Linked DNA regions of Homo sapiens: regions 2 and 3 are each linked to region 1. Evidence: chromatin contacts called from ENCODE Hi-C or POLR2A ChIA-PET data. All regions are on one chromosome and are shown on one strand. The core of a region is the stretch at or near the end of the contact, and the rest is flanking DNA. Distances in the headings are between cores, read along the strand shown.

Region 1 (3,212 bases), core at 212-2,711:
ACTAGGCATGTACCCAAGAGAAATGAAACATAATGCCCACACAAAAACCGGTAAATGAATATTTACAGTTAGCATAATTCTAATAGTCAAAAAGTGGAAACAACCTAAATATTCCTCAATTGATGAATGGAAAATTAAAATGTCGTATAGTCATACAATGGGATATTATTTGGCAATAAAAATAAATGAAGTATTAACATGTAGTACTTCATATCATGGATGAACCTTGAAAACATTACAGTAAGTGAAAGATAGGATGAAAAAGGCTACATATTATATGATTCCATTTATGTGAAATATCCCGAATAGGCAAGATTATAGAGACAGAAACATGAGGGATTGCTTAGGCTTGGGCGGGGCTTGGGAGGAAATGGGTCGTGACTGCCAATGAGTATAGGATTTTGGGGGGTTGTGACAAAAATGTTCTAAAATTTATGGTAGTGATGGGTCTACAACTGTGACTATATTAAAGACAATTTATTATAAGCTTTATTTATTTATTTATTTTTGAGACGGAGTCTTGATCTGTCACCCAGGCTGGAGTGCAGTGGCGCGATCTCACCGCAATCTCTGCCTCCCGGGTTCAAGCGATTCTCCTGCCTCAGCCTCCAGGGTAGCTGGGATTACAAGCATACGCCACCATGCCCGGGTGATTTTTTGTATTTTTAGTAGAGACGGGGGTTTCACCATCATGGCCAGGCTGGTCTCGAACTCCAGACCTGAAGAGATCCGCCCGCCTCAGCCTCCCAAAGGTCGGGGATTACAGGCGCGAGCTACCTCGCCCGGCCTATTACGCACGTTAAATCGGGAATTGTATGGTATAGTACGTGAATGAGACCTTAATAAAGCTGAGTTGTTTGCGTTATTTATTTGTTTTGAACCTGCTTGGTAAAGATGAACTCTGAACTCAATGAAATTGAATTACCTTAGTGATTCCTCAAAACTCCCTGTTAAGGCTTTCCGGTCCTCTGAAAAGCGAAAGTGGGCCGTGACCATCTTCTAAAAACGCCAAAAAATATGGAATGGAGCCCGGGATTTCAGAGCGTAGTCGCTGGGCTCCCAGGCTGAGCCCGCTCCGGGAGCCTCCAGCCGCCCTTTCCGATGCTCCGGGGCCTCCGAGCAACCCAGCGGGCAGTCCCAAGCCGAGGGCTGAACTCCAGGGAGGAGCGCTCGTCACGCCCACACTGGAGGCCGTGGCAGGCCTGGAAACCCGCCCTGCGGGGTCCTAAGAAGCCATTCGAGCTCCCGAAGAGCGAGTCTTCGCAGCCCTTCCCGGCGCGCTCGCATCTGGCGCTGTCCGGAGCCCGCTCGCGACGCACAGGGACGGGAGGCCCGGTTTCCACGGGAGAGGCTGCGGACTGCGGGCCCCGTCCCGAGGCCGGGGGAGTGGGAGACACCCGGCGACCCCCGAGAGGCGATTCTGGCAGTGGTGGCGGTGGCGGTGGCGGTGGCGGCCTACTCGCCCCCTGGAAGCACCGCCCCGCCTGGGTGGCGCGCGCGCCGGCTCCTCCTCTTCCCCTCCGCCGCGGCCCGCCCCGGCCCGCAAACCCAAACACTCCAGGCGCCCGCCCGCCGCGCGTGATTCTCGCCTCGCCGCAGCCCAGCCCTGCGCGCCTTGCCCGGCGGCCCCCGCCCGGCCGCTCCGGGCCCCTGGCCCCGCGGAGCGATGCTGCTGCTGGCTGCCGCCTTCCTCGTGGCCTTCGTGCTGCTGCTGTACATGGTGTCTCCGCTCATCAGCCCCAAGCCCCTCGCCCTGCCCGGGGCGCATGTGGTGGTGAGTGGCCTCCTGTTGCTGCCCCCCGACTTACCGGCCCGCGCGGCCTTTCCGCCGCCGAGGCCGCGTAGCCTACGTCCCTTTTTCCAGGCCGCGGTCCCCAGGAAGGCATGGCCAAATGGGGAAGGTCACCTGCCGCCGTCCACCCCGGCGCTTTTCCCCCGGCCCCGGCACCCGGCCTCGCGGACCCGCCCTCCGCAGCCTCGGGCTCCTCCTAGGGCCGGAGAGCGTGCGACGGGGGACCCCGCCGGCCGCAGGGTTCCCGGGGCCCCAGGGGTTCTGTGGCTGCTCGTGAATCCATGCAACATCCCTGGGATGTGGATGTTTTGTCCTCAGTTTTTCCGATGAGTCAACTGAGGCACAGAGAGGCTGAGAAACTTTGCCAAGGACACAGCGGTCGGTGGTGTGCAGGGTGCGGCGCGCGGCCCCGGGCGGGGGCAGACAGCGGGGAAGTGGGGTCCCAGCCGCCGGGACCCGCCGAGGCAGCTCGGAACTGGAAGATGGCCTGTGCGAGTGACGGGAAGAGCCGCTGCCAGAGGATTCCAGGAAGTGACTCACCTGGGGAAACTGCTCAGAACCCAGCGGGCTGGCGGTGGTGGCTTAGCGGTATTGGGACGCCTGTCCCGTCTACACTGCTTGTCTCTGAGCTCAGCGTGGCATCTGCTGATTGCTGCTCCAATGCAATCCTTTGCTGTTTTCTAGTGGGAAGGATGAGCTAAACGACAAGGCTTGTGTGCGAGGAATGAAGGAGAGGTGGATAGGTGTGATTTATTTCTTGGCGGAAGCTCGCATATTCAGCGATCCCTGTTCTGCAAATGTGGCACCTTTCTTAAACAGAGAGAATGCCTCCTTGCCTGCGCCCAGCACTTTCCCGTTTGCAGTGGCTTTCTCACGAGCATTCTCGTTTGGATCTCCCAAACCCGAGGCACAGTGAGGCGAGGAGTTAGGAGTAAGGAGGGTTGGTTACAAAATTGGCCGCACACCTCTTCCTGTCCTATCTCTGCACCGGAGATCCGAGCCTCCCCGCTGAGCTGGTATAAAATAAGATGGTCGTTTTTCTTAGTATGCTTTAAATCTGTACAAGGGTTTGTGAATGAGAAAATGTATCTGTTTAATTTCTCCTTTGTAAAGCTATTAGCTTTTTCCAACACCTCCTGTTCCTAATGGGGAAAGAGTGTGGATTCATTACAAAAAATAAATAAGAGAAAGGCAAAACTTGACACTCTAAATTCTGAAAGTTTTACATCCGCAAGAGAACTGCTGCCTCAAAAGCGTGGCTTTAAACCTTGGATCCTTTCAGAGCTTGAGTTTATAGAGCATAACTTTGCAAAAACTAAAGCTAAACGCAGAATGAAAATTGGAATTCCTTATTTGTAAGACAGTTTCACTGAGCCTTGACTCCAGTCCTTCCAGCCCCATCCCGCGGCAGGTCATAGGT
Region 2 (3,212 bases), core at 316-2,815, 460 kb before region 1:
AGTGACTCATTTAGACTCTTTTGGGGATGGAATTTATTGGGAGATAGGCATTTAGACATTAACCAATGCAGCATCAAGCAAAAAAAAAAAAAACTATTTGCATGGAATTTACATTAACCATATACCAGTGAGTAACCACCTGCAACTCATACTCATTTCAGAAACCAGGGATGACTGTTTTCATTTAGAGTGGTGAATCAATGTTAGGCATTCTAACAGGAAAAAATTAGTTGGTCATAAAGATCTATACTCATCTCCCTGCCCTAATCTTCCCCCTTTAGGATCATTGTATCAAACTGTACTCACACTTGAGGATTTACCTACTTTTCAGAGATCTTAACATTGCTCTAAAGTGTTCCATTTTCATGACTCAACCCAAGGATATTTAAGTACACCCAGAGTGTTGAGAATATAATTATGTAGGTAGTATGAGTTTGTGGCAAAATTGTGCTCAGATTCCAATTCTGCCACCAACAAATTTAGTGTTCCTATAATAACCATGGGAAAGAAGCCTTCAATAGTAATAATCTAACATTAATAATCATTAATTACCAATAATAACTCAAATATCACTTTGTAAAAGAGGTTTTCCCTGATCGTCCTGTGTAAAATAGATGCTTTCCAACCCTGTCACTATCCCATGTCCATCTTTTATTTTCATAGCATCTAGCGATGATATTATTTCTACATTTGTTTATTTGCTCATATATAAATGTGTTTATTTACATATAAGAGCTGAGATTTTGATTTTTCAGCCATGGTCTTAGTGACTCTGGGCAGATGTTTTAACACCAAGTCTAGAGTGGGCTGAGAAGCCAGAAACAGGCCTCTAAGATGTCACAGACACTAACTTGCTATGAAAACTTGAGCAAATCATAGAGTTGCCAGGTCTGCAGGTTTCTTTCTCTGCCAAATGAGCTAGCAGTGCCGGCCCAGCCTGCCTCGCAGGATCAGCGAGGATCTTGCCACCAAAGATGGAGACAGGGTGGAGGGGAGAATGAGATGTTCCCAGCAGGAGAGAAACAGGTGTGAGCAATGCAGAACCCAGGAGAAGCACAAAAAGCGGAATAAATGAAAGGAAGGCAGGGATTTAAAGAAAGCTGCTGAGGAATGGTGAGGTTGGTCTAGATCACCACTTCCCAATGCAAGAACACACAATGTGGCACAGCTGGGGCTACATGAGACTCAGGAAAGTGTCAGAGAAGCAAGAAAGGAGCAAAGATGAGCATTGCATCTGCATGTTGCAGCCTTGAGTGTTGATGGAAATAGATTCAGTTGGTTGGCAACAGGTCCGAAGGAGATGCCAATACGTAACATGTCAAAAATGCATGTAGAACAACAACAAAAACCTGTGAGGACCAAAAGAGAAAAGCACATGACTATGTTTTGAACACCTAAACTTTAAAAAGTACAAGCAACAAATTCTAATATGTGGGCATTTACTTTATTTGGGGGTTCTGCTTATTTTTGTAAATGGACAGGACACCACAGGAAGTAGGAGTGTATGCGGTTACTTTAACCTCAAGCTTTCTGCATGTGTCATTCTCAAGCACAGAGCCTTTCTCTTGTAACTACAGCTGCGGAGGCTCAGTGGTTTATCTGTTCCAAGTGGATGTCTTTGCTGGGTAGGACAATGACCACACTCAGGTGATCCTCCACGTTGGGCATCTCAAGCACTTGTAAAGGAGGGTCCTTAATGGAGCCTCCTTTTAAAGCTAAATGGAGCATGTATCATCTCCACAGGTCTGCTCTGAGACTACAAAAGTAAAAACAGTGAAATAATAAAGCCAATCTCTTTCTTTTGCTATTTAGGACATAGAAAATTTATGTTTATTTTCATCCTCCAAAATTGCCTACAGTTGGTGGCAAAAGAAAACCATCCATCCGTCTTTAGAAATACCTACGATTGAACGTTATTTTGATGACATAAAGAGGGGAGGAACCTAAACAAAGCTGCTACTAAAGTCCAAAGTATTCAAGTTCCCCAATATATTAATTTCATTCAGGTGTACTTTTTTGACTTCCAGATGCAGTTAATTCACTTCAAAGGGCTGGGAAATACCCACACCATAAGATCTTACCAGGATAACCATTTTTAAAGGACAAATAGGTCCTTTCAAGAGCATAATTTAGAAGTCTCTCCAGCTCGAGTAAAATCTGACTAATCTTAACTAGTCAGCAGCATTGAGCTGATTCTGATAATTTCTGGAGTTACAAAATAGCTAAGAATGTGACAAAGCACTAGGTGAGCTCTCATAATTGGACTACTTTAAGGAAATTTTGTTATGACCATAATGATACTTTATGTTTTTATCTTTGAAATGCTAGTTAACAGGTATATACACCTGCATTGTGTATATAAGCCAAATGGATGAGATTTTTCTGTGAAATAAAATATTCTGTTTTGTTAGCTGCTTTCTCTAGCAAATCTATTTGCTGTGGGGTATGCTTACCCCTTTGAGCATCTCTTTATGAATCCTGCTAAAATAGCCCATTTTCTACATACTGTGATTCCCCAACCGGGCTGATCCTTGGAAGGACCTAAGGGGCTCTTTGAAAATATGTATACTCAAGTTCATCATGCAAATCAGAGTCCCCAGGAAGGTGGCCCTAGAATCTGTATTTTCAAAAATCACAGCCATAACATCTATATAATTTATTGTTCATTTTATAACCTCAAAATGTGAATGTGATGGTAATATTCTTTGTAAGGGCATTACTACATACTTCCAGATATGACTAATGTGTTTGGCTAGAGGTTTATGTTTCTCCTTAATTTACTACTTATTTTATATGAAAAGTATTTATTCAGAAATAGAAAGTCTATTCTTACAGTTGACAAGAACAAATTTTAAATTTACTTGTAATTTCAAGCATTCCTTGGTGGGCTGGAATAAATGCATTTGATAGCACAGTGGCTTAGTTATTATATACAGATCAATTCTTTCTTGTTAAATAACATGTCTTATTTTGGTTGTGGCCTGATATTTGGGACATTTTTGACACTTAGAAAAGTTGGGAAGGCTGAGGGTGCTAAGTAGAAGGGCAGTAAGCCTAGAACCTTCCACCTTGACTGTGCATTTTGTTCACCAGTTCAGCTTGGCTTTGTAGGGAGATCAAACTCATTTTAGAAGTGACCTGCCTGGTGCAGCAAACCACCATGGCACATGTATACCTAGGTAGCAAACCTGCACATTCTGCACATGTATCCC
Region 3 (3,212 bases), core at 516-3,015, 270 kb after region 1:
CTTAAATGAGTGAAAGAAAAAATCACCCATCATCCTCCCCCCACCCCACCCCCAAAAAGCCAAAACCTAATTCAGACCAACCTGAAAACTAAAAATAAGAGATGGAGAGGAGGTGGAGAAGACAGCCATCCAGGAAATTCGTTTCTGACCATAGGGACTGAAAAAGACTTGCCTCTGCCCTCAGTTGGCAGAGTGGTTTGTTGTGCAACCTGTGAGACTCTGCCCAGTACCTCTTATCTGGGCTGTCAGTTAAACTGACACGGCTGACTCTCCCCACAACGGAGCTGTAATTAGCTCAGATGCCGGGCTGGGACAGGCCTGGGATGGGGCACTTCCAGGTGCTGGTGATAGACAGGGGCCCACTCCAGCAGTAGTTCTGTTGGCGCTGTGCTCCTTCCCCACCCAGGCTAAGGGTTTGCGCTGCTCCTCTGGAGGCCATGGGACTGGCTGTGCACCTGCAGGCCCATGGTGCAGAGCTACAGGGCACCACAAGCTGTCCACATGCCCACGTTAGAGTTTCACTCAGCCCTTGGCCTCCCAGGGAGAATCAGAGCTGAGTTAATAAGTGAAGCATTTACAGGCCACCTCATACTCTTGAAAGATAAGGAGAGCCCTCAACCTTGTGATAGATAAGCATTGTTCAAGAGCAGAAGTCTCCAGGGAAGACGTCTTGGAAAATCCATGTTTTCTATGGTCAGGGCTACCTTAGCCTCCCAGACCCTCCCAGAAGGAAGTAGAGATAGAGGGCCATGTGTCTGCTGGCCTGGTCTGCCCACTGCACATCGTGGGGCTGTGGGTGATACACTCGGGACACGCTGCACAGCCCGGTCCTGAGCCCTTCCCTGGACTCTGACGGCCCAGGTCTGGCTCTGCCCACAGCCCTGCTTTAGGCCGTGGCTCTTGCATACTTTGGCCTCCTGTGAACATTTAAAAGATGGTGGTGTCTGCCCTCATGCATCTAAATAATAAAAACGTTTCCAAACCACAAGTTTTAAAATCCCACAAAGCTCTGATTTTCTCATGATGACTGGCTGCTGCTGCTGCTTCCGACTTTCCTTCTGCCCTCCTTCACCTCCTCTTTTTCTTCTTCAAGTGTCGAATTCTTTCAAATGTTTGTTTTATTTCATAACCCTGCTTGCTGATGCCCTGAGCGTGGGCTTGCTCTGTTGTTTGGTAGCCCAGTGCGGGCCGTAACCTTGCTCTTAGCAAACAGCTTCCAGCTGGGAGATGTGCCCCTTGGTCACCAGGACCAAACCCAGTTACTAGTTCTGTTGATGCCAACAAGTCTTTCAATTACAGCGATGGGTACAACTGGTCTGCTTAGAATGAACTTGAGCCTGGAGCCCAGAGACCCAGGTGCCAGTCCAGGCTCTGCCTGCAACTGACCAGCCCTCTCTGGACTCAGTTTCCTCATCTGTAAAGTTACTAGAAGGCCACCGTGGTCGTTTCCAGCTTCTGCAGGCCACACCCTTGCTGTCATGGGATTCAGGCCAGGCCTGGACAGCCTGAGACACCTCTGTCCTTACTGCTTCTGGCTTAGTCCTCATCCCAGAGAAGGCTGTGGGTCAAGACAGTGCCAGGAGGTTGGGCAGCCGTCCACTCCCAAACCCAACCAGGGATTGGGATCAAGCAGGGAGCGGGGTACACTCAATGCCCACACCTGATGTGCTAACCACTGGGTGAATTATTTTCACTTCTGTGAACAAGGCCTCTGCTATCGCTTCACCAAGAAGCCGGCCACATCTGAAAACCACCGGTGTTGCGAGTTGTCTTATGGAAAGTGGAAACAGGCAGGATGTGGTTTGAACTGACAAAACACCAAGGCAGCCCATTCCTCAGGAGGGGCTTTAAACAATGGCATGGAGAATGGGGGAGGAGATCATGTCTTCTGACTTGGAGCCAACTGGCCATTAAGGCTGGGCCGGCAAACGAGCTACTTAGGACCAAGATGGTAAAACAACAACAACAACAACAAAACACACGCACAACAACCGAGAAACAAAAACAAATCAACAGTAGTATTCCTCCTTTCAGTAGTAAAACTCTGCATCTATACAGCAACTCCCACACTGAAGATGCTTTCACACTCACTAGGTGCTTGCTCTTGATGACCTGCAGAGACAGGCGGAGCTGTGTTAATATTCCTGTTTTGGGGATAAGAATCCTGAAATAGGATGACGGCTGTGAAGACAGGAAGTGTCAAAGTGGTCCCAAAAGCCAGGACTCCTGAAGCCTGACCCCAATTCAGCATCTAGTTCTCCTGGCCCTGTGTAAACACAGCCCCATTCGAGAAAGGCAGCACTTCCTGTGACACCACAGCACACACCCCCGCCTTGGGTTGGGGGTGCATCCCCCCAAATGGATGCTGCGTGAAGGCAGAGGGCTTGAGGGCTTTACCACATACTCCCTGTGCCTCACACCTCGCTGCCCATTGAGACACTCCACAAAGTCTGATAAATGAACAATTAATTATAAATAATGAAAACACCGAGAGGCCACTCATCTCCAAAGATTTAGGTACAGAATTTGCCCAGCTGTGATAGGATCTTATGCGGAAAAGGTTTCTGTCTTGCCTCCTAAGCCAGTTGGATGAAAAGTCTTTTCCTTGGCTTTCCTGGAAAGGAGAAACATTAATGTGAAAAGACAGGAGTGAAATGAGTTCCTGGAAATTGACAGTGGTCCATTTCTCTGCACCTTAGAATTTGCTGCGCTTGACTCCCTTACGTGCTGGTACCACTCCTGTGAGATAACAGTTTCCCTGTGTTCCATCTGCAAGGACCTTCCTTGGTGTGTTGGTTGACATTTGATGGCTTTGCTGAGAGGTATTGTTTTGAAGAAGGTAACAATCCTAGCGCTCTTGTTGACTGGCTGGCTTAGCCACATTTGGGGTGGTTGTTCTTCTGAATGACTGTGGGGTAAGGGACACAGTGTCTCAGAGTCTCAGTTTCCTCATGTCTAAAATCGGGGCGATGATAAAAGTGTCCATAGCGTGGGTTAGGGTTAGGTCGTAAGGATGGAGTGACGTCATGGCGGGGCCGCTGGGAACAGTGCCTGGCATAGAGCAAGCGCCCAATAAATAGCAGCTATTGTTACTCTTGCAGGGTTCTTTAAGCAGCATAATAGTCTTTAAATCATAAAATCTCAGCCTGCGTTTTTTTTCCTCATAGACATTATCCAGAGCAGCAGACCTTGTTTAATGTTTCCCTGGCTTC

Evidence for each region. A loop is a pair of places that touch in the nucleus more often than their neighbours do. ChIA-PET counts read pairs that join two places held with the same protein, here RNA polymerase II (POLR2A). Pooled maps may share reads with other maps.
Region 2: a loop to region 1 is called in a pooled map, with 2.5 times the contacts of the local background. The contact joins the enhancer-like site here to the promoter of KDSR-DT in region 1. A Hi-C loop is called at or near these places in 3 of 168 maps with a recorded cell type or tissue (A673, PC-9 and chondrocyte), 1 of 37 single-sample maps with no recorded cell type and 4 of 50 pooled maps. POLR2A ChIA-PET finds 5 or more read pairs at or near these places in 1 of 52 experiments (WTC11).
Region 3: a pooled map shows a loop between it and region 1 (4-fold over the local background). The contact joins the enhancer-like site here to the promoter of KDSR-DT in region 1. A Hi-C loop is called at or near these places in 1 of 37 single-sample maps with no recorded cell type and 7 of 50 pooled maps. POLR2A ChIA-PET finds 5 or more read pairs at or near these places in 3 of 52 experiments (H1, activated naive CD8-positive, alpha-beta T cell and naive thymus-derived CD4-positive, alpha-beta T cell).

What each region holds. Positions count from the first base shown.
Region 1 is chr18:63,365,573-63,368,784 of GRCh38, reverse strand. KDSR-DT (KDSR divergent transcript) reads right to left here and starts at 1,461. Exons shown (of 2, transcript NR_186602.1): 1 at 926-1,461. KDSR (3-ketodihydrosphingosine reductase) reads left to right here and starts at 1,579. Exons shown (of 10, transcript NM_002035.4): 1 at 1,579-1,774. The coding sequence starts at 1,667. LOC124904317 (a long non-coding RNA gene) reads left to right here and starts at 1,785. Exons shown (of 2, transcript XR_007066400.1): 1 at 1,785-2,535. RefSeq lists silencers at 1,207-1,256, 1,367-1,816, 1,887-1,946, 2,297-2,346 and enhancers at 1,208-2,155, 2,195-2,489.
Region 2 is chr18:63,829,609-63,832,820 of GRCh38, reverse strand. No RefSeq gene overlaps it. Among named protein-coding and RNA genes, the nearest start is that of SERPINB7, 56 kb to the right of the region's middle. Within about 2 kb of position 1,565, at least 3 of the 41 ENCODE cell types and tissues checked have a DNase peak (open chromatin) inside an H3K27ac peak, as active enhancers do.
Region 3 is chr18:63,097,289-63,100,500 of GRCh38, reverse strand. No RefSeq gene overlaps it. Among named protein-coding and RNA genes, the nearest start is that of BCL2, 220 kb to the left of the region's middle. RefSeq lists enhancers at 1,424-1,483, 1,514-1,583, 1,614-1,743. Within about 2 kb of position 1,765, at least 5 of the 41 ENCODE cell types and tissues checked have a DNase peak (open chromatin) inside an H3K27ac peak, as active enhancers do.